Linked DNA regions of Homo sapiens: region 1 is linked to region 2. A link is a contact called in ENCODE Hi-C data. All regions are on one chromosome and are shown on one strand. Each heading gives the region's core, a stretch centred on a gene start or an enhancer-like site at or near the end of the contact. The rest is flanking DNA. Distances are from core to core; before and after follow the strand shown.

The links. A loop is a pair of places that touch in the nucleus more often than their neighbours do.
Region 1: a map of pancreas shows a loop between it and region 2 (2.2-fold over the local background). The contact joins the promoter of REG1A here to the promoter of REG3G in region 2. A Hi-C loop is called at or near these places in 1 of 168 maps with a recorded cell type or tissue (pancreas).

Annotation. Positions count from the first base shown.
Region 1 is chr2:79,118,226-79,123,351 of GRCh38, forward strand. REG1A (regenerating family member 1 alpha) reads left to right here and starts at 2,263. Exons shown (of 6, transcript NM_002909.5): 1 at 2,263-2,289; 2 at 2,591-2,700; 3 at 3,337-3,455; 4 at 3,763-3,900; 5 at 4,616-4,727; 6 at 4,923-5,126. The coding sequence starts at 2,637. The coding sequence ends at 4,990.
Region 2 is chr2:79,022,074-79,026,970 of GRCh38, forward strand. It overlaps REG3G (regenerating family member 3 gamma), which reads left to right and starts at 3,629. Exons shown (of 6, transcript NM_001008387.3): 1 at 3,629-3,700; 2 at 3,910-4,096; 3 at 4,640-4,758. The coding sequence starts at 4,021.

The sequences.
Region 1 (5,126 bases), core at 1,013-3,512, 95 kb after region 2:
TGGAACATGGGAGGAGGGAGAGGGTCAGCAAAAGTAACTAAGGGTACTAGGCTTAATACCTGGGTGATGAAATAATCTGCACAACAAACCCCCATTACACAAGTTTACCTCTGTAACAAACTTGCACTTGTACCACTTAACTTAAAATTAAAGTTAAAGGGTGGGTGTGTTAGCTCACGCCTGTAATCCCAGCATTTTGGGAGGCTGAGGCAGGCAGATCATGAGGTCAGGAGATCGAGACCATTCTGGCTAACACGGTGAAACCCCATCTCTGCTAAAAATAAAAAAAAATAAAAAAACTTAGCCGGGTGTGGTGGCGGATGCCTGTAGTCCCAGCTACTCTACTCGGGAGGCTGAGGCAGGAGAATGGCGTGAACCCCAAAGGCGGAGCTTGCAGTGAGCTGAGATTGAGCCACTGTACTCCAGTCTGGGTGACAGAGCCAGACTCCATCTCAAAAAAAAAAAAAAAGATTAAAGTTAAAAAAAGAAAAGAAAACATTATGCCATAAAGTATTTTTATCTTAGATTTTTTAAAAATTAATTGCTTGTTTAATTTTCACAAGATAAATATGTAATGATACCAAGTATACCCGACTCTTCCCTACTATATCCTTTGTTAACGGAAGAATATTTCTGAATCTCTTATTTATAGAAAAAAATAGGAATCATTCTCTGGTTGTAATCATTTTAAAAGGTATAACTACTTTTTGTAAAAGCAGAAAAAATTTGGATTAATTTAACAAATGCATATGAACCAGTGAGAATAAACAATGTTAACATTTGTCATCTTTGTTTAATATCGTTAGTTTTTGTTTTTATTTTTTGAGACAGTTCCCTGTTCTATCACCCAGGCTGGAGTGCAGTGGCACAACTCACTGCAACCTCTACTTCCCAAGCTCAAACAATCCCCCACCTTAGCCTCTTAAGTAGCTGAGACTACAGGCATGTGCCACCATATCTGGATATATATATATATATATATATATATATATATATATATATATATATATATATATATACTTTTTTTGTAGAGATGGGGTCTCGCTATGTTGCCCAGGCTGGTCTCGAATTCCTGGGCTCAAGTGATCCTCTCATCTCAGTCTCCCAAAGTGCTGGGATGACAGGCTTGAGCCACCACACCAGGCCCATCATCAGTTTTTATATAAAGAAAAAAAAACCTTAAAATTGTTAGGCAAATACTATGACAAATTGTAATATATATTCTTACATTTCAGATTTTTATTTTTTAAACTGTATAAGAATTGATTAATAAATAAAATTTAGTATTAATCTGTCTTTTAAAACCATATATAAAGTTTATCAAATAGCTTATAACTTCTTGCAACTGAATTTTTGTATTCAATGTTATGGCTTTGATACTAGTCCAAGTTGAAATATAGATATCTACTTTATTCGATTTAAATTCTGTTTAGTATTTTATTATATTTTGTTAATCCATTTGTCCCAATTCATATACTTATCTCTCTTTCTGTGAATATTCAGGTTAGTTTTTTCTTCCTAATTTTGCATTCTGATTGGCTTTTATTCCCTGAATTATAAATGACTATTCTATGATGATTCTGGTAAATACTCAATTTCACCACACAATCTTTGACTTCATACTAACAAACAGTTGACTTCAAATGGACAATTTCAATGAAGCCTGACTTCATATTTAGCTCCTTTAAGCTTCCTTAGGCATCAGCTCTCTACAATTCTCACATTGAGAATATGTGTATTTTGTTAGCTCAAACCTTGTTAGACATGTTAAATGTTTAGAAATATAAATTTAACCTACCCCTTGAGGTAGGTCTTGAGAGGTTTGTGAGCCTAAAAAGACATGGAGGAACCACTTATTGCCACAAGCACATTGTTCTAAATTATTTGGAATCAGTTAATTCTTCCCCATCTCCTACCCATGCCTGACACCAAAGAGGAGCCTCTAAATTTACAGGGAATACAAGGAAGTCTACTGTTCTCTGCTCCTCTCTGGGTTATTAGGGCACATGGGAGCCCTCAGTTGTTTTCTGCTGAGCAAGAGCAAAGTCCACCTTGGACTTAGACAGCTTGCCAAATTTTTTGCCAGAAGGGGACCTGAGTTGTGACCACTCCCAGTGTGTGCCGGGAAAAGGCTCGTACTGGTGCCAGAATCTCTTACTGTCAATGCTCCCAAAACTCACCGCTTGCCCCCACCCCTTTTGCTTAAATGACGTGGTTCTTATCTCAGATCCTGATATAAAGCTCCTACAGCTACCTGGCCTGAGAAGCCAACTCAGACTCAGCCAACAGGTAAGTGGGCATTACAGGAGAAGGGCGTCTCTAACATGCACTGTAGATCTAAAATCTTCGGGAAGATACAGCATGAGTTTCTGTCCAAGAGGTTTTAGCTGTAATGAAGCCTCAGTGGGATCCAAAGTTGTTTTTCAGTTACTGAGTCTGTATAATCCCCACTCTCAAGAGAAACATTTGAAGGTGTGGGTGTCTCAGAGGACCTTCCTGGTCTCAGAAATTCTGAGAGGAGGTTTTAAGGAAGGTAATAGGTGCTTTGCTCTCCATCTCTCAGAACCCCCTTCTCTGTGTTCTCCTATAGAGATTGTTGATTTGCCTCTTAAGCAAGAGATTCATTGCAGCTCAGCATGGCTCAGACCAGCTCATACTTCATGCTGATCTCCTGCCTGATGTTTCTGTCTCAGAGCCAAGGTAAGATCTCTTTTCCACCAACCAACTCTTTCTAGCCCTGAAGACTTCACTCTATCCCCAAGCATACGGGTCTACTTGAAAAAAAAAAAAAAAGCAGAGTCACTGTTAAGGGTTGTTTTGTGGTGTTTAGTGATCTTTATTGCTGATCTCTTCACATTTATATACATCCACACCTCATTAAGGAGTTGGAGCTAGAATTTAAAATGACCCCTTATAAGCAACTGCTGCAGTTGGCATGAGTTTATCTGATTAAATTTATACGTGATGGTGGATTTGGGGATGTCTGTGTGTAGACAGTCACTAATGGGGTGGAGAACTGAAGAGAGCCTTGTGTTCAGGGAAACCAAGTCAGGCTTGAGAAAGTAGAAGGCTGAGTCCTTCAAGGTAGAAGAGCCTGAGCTCCAGACATAAAAGGGAAACTGGAGACTTGTTTCTTTGGCCTATTCATTCTGTTTTTTTTCCCCTGATCAAAGAAACCAAAGACAGAAGATGTAGGATGCAGGAGCAATAGTGAGCAGTCATCCCATAATAGACTGGATTCTTCTGTTTCTATAAAGGAACCTCAGAAGCTCTTACCTCACCTTCAAGCCTTTTCCTTACCCTGAGAGCCTCCTTTAATTGTCTCTTCTTTTTCAGGCCAAGAGGCCCAGACAGAGTTGCCCCAGGCCCGGATCAGCTGCCCAGAAGGCACCAATGCCTATCGCTCCTACTGCTACTACTTTAATGAAGACCGTGAGACCTGGGTTGATGCAGATGTGAGTGAGGAGAGCAGTGTGGGAAGGGAGACTCATGAAGGGAGGGGAAGCTGCCACTCTCCAGTGTGTTCAGTGGCTGCAATGAGATGAGACTGAACCCCTTGCTATACTATCATCAGCCCCAAACTTTCCAATCTACTTTATCCCATTATTCAGCACATTCCCAGCACAAAGAACCTGGTGGTCAGTGACAGCATCATCACGGACATTACTCTGCTGTCCTTTTTCTGACCCGTCCTCTTGGAGGACTCAGTATATCCGTCACAACTTCCTCCTCCACTGAGTGCTCCATTTTCTTCTGCAACAGCTCTATTGCCAGAACATGAATTCGGGCAACCTGGTGTCTGTGCTCACCCAGGCCGAGGGTGCCTTTGTGGCCTCACTGATTAAGGAGAGTGGCACTGATGACTTCAATGTCTGGATTGGCCTCCATGACCCCAAAAAGGTAGGCTGCAGCCTTCTTTATCTCCTAATGATCAGGTTTGAGAAGTAAGAAGGAGGTTCAAGTTCTGGTCTCTTAAGTACCAGCTTTTATCGCTTTCCAGAAATCAGGCTGTTTACAGATCCTCTAATGTCCTGTGTAGCAAGGTGCACTGTAGATGATTGGAGATATAAGTGGAAGGCTGAATTTCCTAGGTGTTCTTGTCATTCATGAATAAACTTATTCTGTTTTCAGTCAACAAAGCATCTTTATGCACCAACTTCTTACCTATTTTGTTACTGTCAGAGTCACAAGAGAGACTAGATTGCCGACTATATAGGAAAGGAGACTTGTGGTAAAAATCTGCTGCTGTACTGCTGGCATTTGGGAACCTGGTAGTATACTAAATAATATAATATATCAACAACTAATGGTCAGCCAATGCTATGCTGGATATGAGGGTCCTGGGCCACAAAGACAAAAAATCAGGAACCACTTTTTAAGTGAGATACTTTGGGTCTCTGTCAAATTCATAACACTTATTTCTTGGTGGAATACAGTTAATGAGTTGGACAGTTCAGGAAAGAAGTTTAGAGCAATAGCAAAGGAAAGGAAACAATATTTAGCAAGGTTTATTCTTCCTTTGTGTCTTAGCATGTTTCTGAGTGTGCACACAGGCCCAGTGATTCCATGTATTTTTGAGTGACCACTGCCTCTGTTCTGGCCCTTCCCCATCTAGAACCGCCGCTGGCACTGGAGCAGTGGGTCCCTGGTCTCCTACAAGTCCTGGGGCATTGGAGCCCCAAGCAGTGTTAATCCTGGCTACTGTGTGAGCCTGACCTCAAGCACAGGTGAGAGGCAGAGAATCCATCCACCTGTTTCTGTTCTCTCCTGCTTAGCTCCAGGGATGGAACTGGGACTGGGATAGAGGAAAGGTGAACTCCTCATTAAGGAAATGGATGTTTGGTTTTTGTCCTGAGTCCTAAAGCCAGGAGGGTCATACTCTTTCGGGTCTCCCAGTTGTAACTCTTCTCATTGACTTATAGGATTCCAGAAATGGAAGGATGTGCCTTGTGAAGACAAGTTCTCCTTTGTCTGCAAGTTCAAAAACTAGAGGCAACTGGAAAATACATGTCTAGAACTGATCCAGCAATTACAACGGAGTCAAAAATTAAACCGGACCATCTCTCCAACTCAACTCAACCTGGACACTCTCTTCTCTGCTGAGTTTGCCTTGTTAATCTTCAATA
Region 2 (4,897 bases), core at 2,379-4,878:
TTAGCAGAGATCTCTCAGATCAACTGCTAAGCATGTGTGTAATCATCTTCGAAGACCAGTCCATTTGATGCTTCATATGACTCCAGTTCCAGCCATTATATGCAACTGCATGATTTCCAAGGGAGAACCACCCAGACAATCCTAATCACCTCACAGAACCATGAGAAGTAATAACAAACTGTTTTATGCCACTAACCTTGGGATAGTTTTCTGTGTACCAATAGGAAATCAGAAGAGTAGATAATGGAGAAATCATCAGTAAAGTTTGAAGGGGAGAGTAATGATAAATTCATATTCATAACTGATCATTTTGAATAGGTAGGGACATAGAGTCAGGTAATAGAAGATAAACACCCATGTCTTCTGCTCCCACCATACATTCAAGTTTATCTGGAATTTGAGGACTGCTGGACAAAATTGAGTGAAGTTCATTCTCCTGTGTACAATTGGTATTATGGAGATTCAAAACGATCTACCAAGAGGAAGAGAGAAAGGGCCAAGCCCTTGACGATTAAAGTACCAGTTTCCAATTCTGATGGCCAGCTATTAAGATAGCCTCCAGGCACACCTCCGGCATTCATGGTTGGGCAAAATCATCTGAAAACACAGTACACTGTGGAGTATCAGCTGTTTACTTTCAAGATGGTATTGCCACCAGGGCAGTGCTTGCTGCCTATGCTGAGGCAACATGAGAGAGTACCGTACTGCATACTGCTAGCCCAGTAAAAGACCAGTATTCAAAATCTGATATAAGCCTTCTAGGGAATGCATATCACTTTCCCACCATGATACGGTAGAAAAATTATAAGTAGAACTATCATAAATCACAGACCATCTGTGTAGGGAAAAGTAACCTCTTCAGGATATTGAATCTGTCTCTCTAAAACATGATATATTTCTTCGTATATTAAAGTCTTCTTTAAAGTTTAAAAAGTTTTACATGGTCTTGACTATTTTTGTCGGATATATTTCTAGATCCTTTATATTTTTCTTCCTATTAAAAACAGTATCTTTCTTAAAAATACCCTTTCTAACTCTATTGTTGGAATACAAATGTTCATTTGGGATTTATATGTTGATCTCACATTCTTCTTGTTTACTAAATTTATCCATTAATTCTAACAACTAATTTGAAGAGTCTTCTGGGTTTTCTATGGAGACAGCATGTCATATGCAAATAGTGACAACTTAATTTACTTTTTCCCTGTTTAAATTTTTTTTTCTTTTCTAAGTGTACTTTCTATCACACGATATTGTTAAATAGAATCAATGAGGGTGGTACATTTGTATATTTCTGATTTTTTAAGGAAGTCTTGTCAGTAGTTTACTTTTGAGTCTCTATAGATTTCTTTACTGTGTTAAAGCTATTCCTGTCTAACTCTGGTTTTTAAGACTTTTTATCAGTTACTAATAGGTTTTGAATTTCACTTAACAATTTTGTTCTTTTAAAATGACTATATATTTTTTTCCCTTTTAACTTCTGAACTTGGAAATTGCATTAATAGTTCATCATAATAAACTATCATTACATTTCCAAGATTAACTCTTCTTTCTCTTCATTTATTATATAAAACAATGAATTCAATTTGTTTTGTGTTTTGTTCAGGAACTTTGCATCTGTGTTCTTGAGTCAGATTGTCCTTCAAATTTCTTTCTCACGATGGCCCTGAATTTTTCTTTTTCTCAAAATTTTCCACCAATATTTTAGATAAAAACCCAAAGACAATAGTGTTATGAATCATTATGTACCTACCACCAAGCAACAACTCTCATGACCTCAAGTCCTCTCTTGTTTTATCTGTCTCTCTCTTTCTTTATCTCTATCATGCTTGATTATTTTGAAGTAAATTCTGAATAACCATTTCATCTGTAAATATTGTGTTATGTATCTTAAATGATAAGGATACTTTAAATAATATTATTTCAATATTATAATTACATCTGAACATGATATAGTCCTTTAACATTATCAAATGCTCACTTTTACCCAATTGTTTTATAATTATATTTTTTATTTAATTTGTTCAAATCAAGATCCAAACATGGTTCACACATTTTATTTGATTGATATATTTTTCACATGTTAAGAGTGAGATGTTGTTTTATTTCCTTAAATTCACTTGCTGGGGAAATGTACTTATTTGTCCTGTAGAATTTCCCACCTTCTAAATTTTGCTGATGGTATTCCTGTGTTGTAATATAATACCATCCCCATGTCCTATATTTTCTGGAAATTGCCAGCTAGATGTTAACCAGAGATCTCAAACTGTTTTGATCTCAGGACCCTTTAACACTCTTAAAAAATATTGAGGACACTCGAAAAAAAATTTTGTTCATGTGAGCTATTGATATTTATAATAATATATAGTAAAAGAGAAAAGTTAAAAATATTCATTTACTAACTCACTTTGAACTTTTTTGAAAACATGTTAACAAAAGACCCATATGTCAGTAAGTGAAGTTTGTCTTGGTTTATTTTTCAAGTAAAAATGGTGTTCCATGAAATAGTGAACTAAAACTCAGTGTTACAAATTATTTCCCTCAAGACAACCATTATACTTTAGCATGTCAGCTTCCCATTTAGTCATACAGAATATTCCCTCTAGATGTATTCAAGGGTTGAGATTTACTGAAGCCAATTCACTACCCTGATTCATCAAGTTCAAGGGCATTTTCAAGTAAAAATGGCTTTATTTTGTTTCTTGCAAGTGCGTGGATATGAGCAATGCAATTTGGTGCCACTGCCTTGATTGATGTTAAGGCACCAGAACTTCTATCCACCATTTATTTTGCCTCATCAGTGCAAATGTCAACATAGCGAAAATGACGAATAACACTTTAGTATAATTATGAAAATTATAACTGCACAACCACTCCAAACAGGCCCTGAAGACCCCCATTGGTGTGTAGATCACAATCTAAGAACGCTACTCTGAGATATCAAACTGTCAGCGCAGAACTACAATAAACCAAGGAACTATCTCTTGGTCTTCTCACACAAAGGTAGCTGGAAGGCAAATCTATTTAACTGCTGTTCCATAAGACCCTGGCTTGCCTAATGACTCACAAGATTATTTCAAGCTTCTTTTACATCTTGCTGTGAAGTTGAAGTAGCAACACTGAACCAGTGCTGCTGCTTCTGGTTTCTATTGTTTCTTTATTTCGACTAATACATTGTCTTTGCCAACACATCTAATTTTAATGCCCACCCAATTTTTATTTATTAATTTATTTTAAATGTTACTAGATAAGGTATAAAGGAATTCATATGTATGCCTATAGAAGTGAGCTCCTGGCACGTTGATCAAAAACAAACTTTTGACATTTCTCATAACTATGTAATATCATAATATTTTCTAAACTATATAATACCAGGCTCACAAGACTGCCTTTATTCCCTTAAGTTTCTCAGAAGAAGATATCTGGAAGAGGGTGGGAAAAGTGCAAACTTCAACTGTTTGTGGGGAAAGTGCCGGCCTGCTACAGAGAAAAAGGCAACATCTGTAACAATTCCCAGCCTTTGCCAGGAAGAGTCTCCTCCCCTTGGCATAATCTTTTTGAACCAATGCCAAGCCCTCTCCATGACCCCTGTCCCGCCTACATATTGCCGTTATTCACTCCAGTGACCATCCCTGAGATCTTTTTATAAAAAACCCAGTCTTTGCTGACCAGACAAAGCATACCAGATCTCACCAGAGAGGTAAGTGGGAGCTGAGAGAAGATGAGACCTGTGGAAGGGCAACCTCACATAATACAGGAGAACGCATGGGAGGGTCCCTTCCTCAGGGAGCACAGGAGCTCTGAGACTCAGCAAGGCTGTACTGGGAGGTCTCAGGGATGGGTGAGTACACAGATTCACAGCTCATTCAGAACTGTAGAAGATGATGAATGTGACCAAGATCACTTCAGTCCTAGGGGACTACAGAAGGAAAAAGACAAGAGGCAGTAGGATATCTGTGTGTCCTCCCGCTGACCACACTTCCTTTAGTGACCCGATTGCCTCCTCAAGTCGCAGACACTATGCTGCCTCCCATGGCCCTGCCCAGTGTGTCCTGGATGCTGCTTTCCTGCCTCATTCTCCTGTGTCAGGTTCAAGGTGAGATTTCTCTGCCTCTAGCACTGGGTTCCCTATGAATCCTCAGAGCCAAGAAAAGGAGGAAGGCTCCTGTGTGTCACGTGAGGTAATGACGTGGTGTCTAATGAAACTGCCTGCAGTTCCTGCATCATCACTCCTTCCTTCATGTTAACTTGCAGTGGGAGGCTCCACTGTGGTCCACTAACAATGGAATGAGATGGCTTCCATTTAGTCAGTGGACTCTAATATACACTGGTGGGAAAGTGTGGAGGGTCAGCAATGAGATGTGGGGAGGGACAATGATTGGAGGACCCAATATAGAGATAGCCCACAGTGAAGAGAGTGTTGAATGGTTGAATAAGGGGAAAGGGTAATAACAGACTAGATGGTGGCCCATTTAGTAGGGCTATTTTGAGATAAAGAACTTCTGAAAACACAAGGGAAGATGAAGAGCTGTCAGGAATGTGGTCTTCCTCCCCAAGGGCAGACCTAGATATTCCCCAAGGTCATCTCCCACCCACCCCCTACTCTTCATTTTACTCTCTCCCTTTTCTTCCACCCCAGGTGAAGAAACCCAGAAGGAACTGCCCTCTCCACGGATCAGCTGTCCCAAAGGCTCCAAGGCCTATGGCTCCCCCTGCTATGCCTTGTTTTTGTCACCAAAATCCTGGATGGATGCAGATGTGAGTGGTTAGATGTGGGGTTGGAGGTGATAGGGGAAAGTCCATGCAGGTCTCAGGGGGAGGAGGGTCTCCTTCAGGAGAGTTCCTTGGGAATGAGGATGAACACGCTTATCTTTCACACAGTCCTCCTCCCACCTAC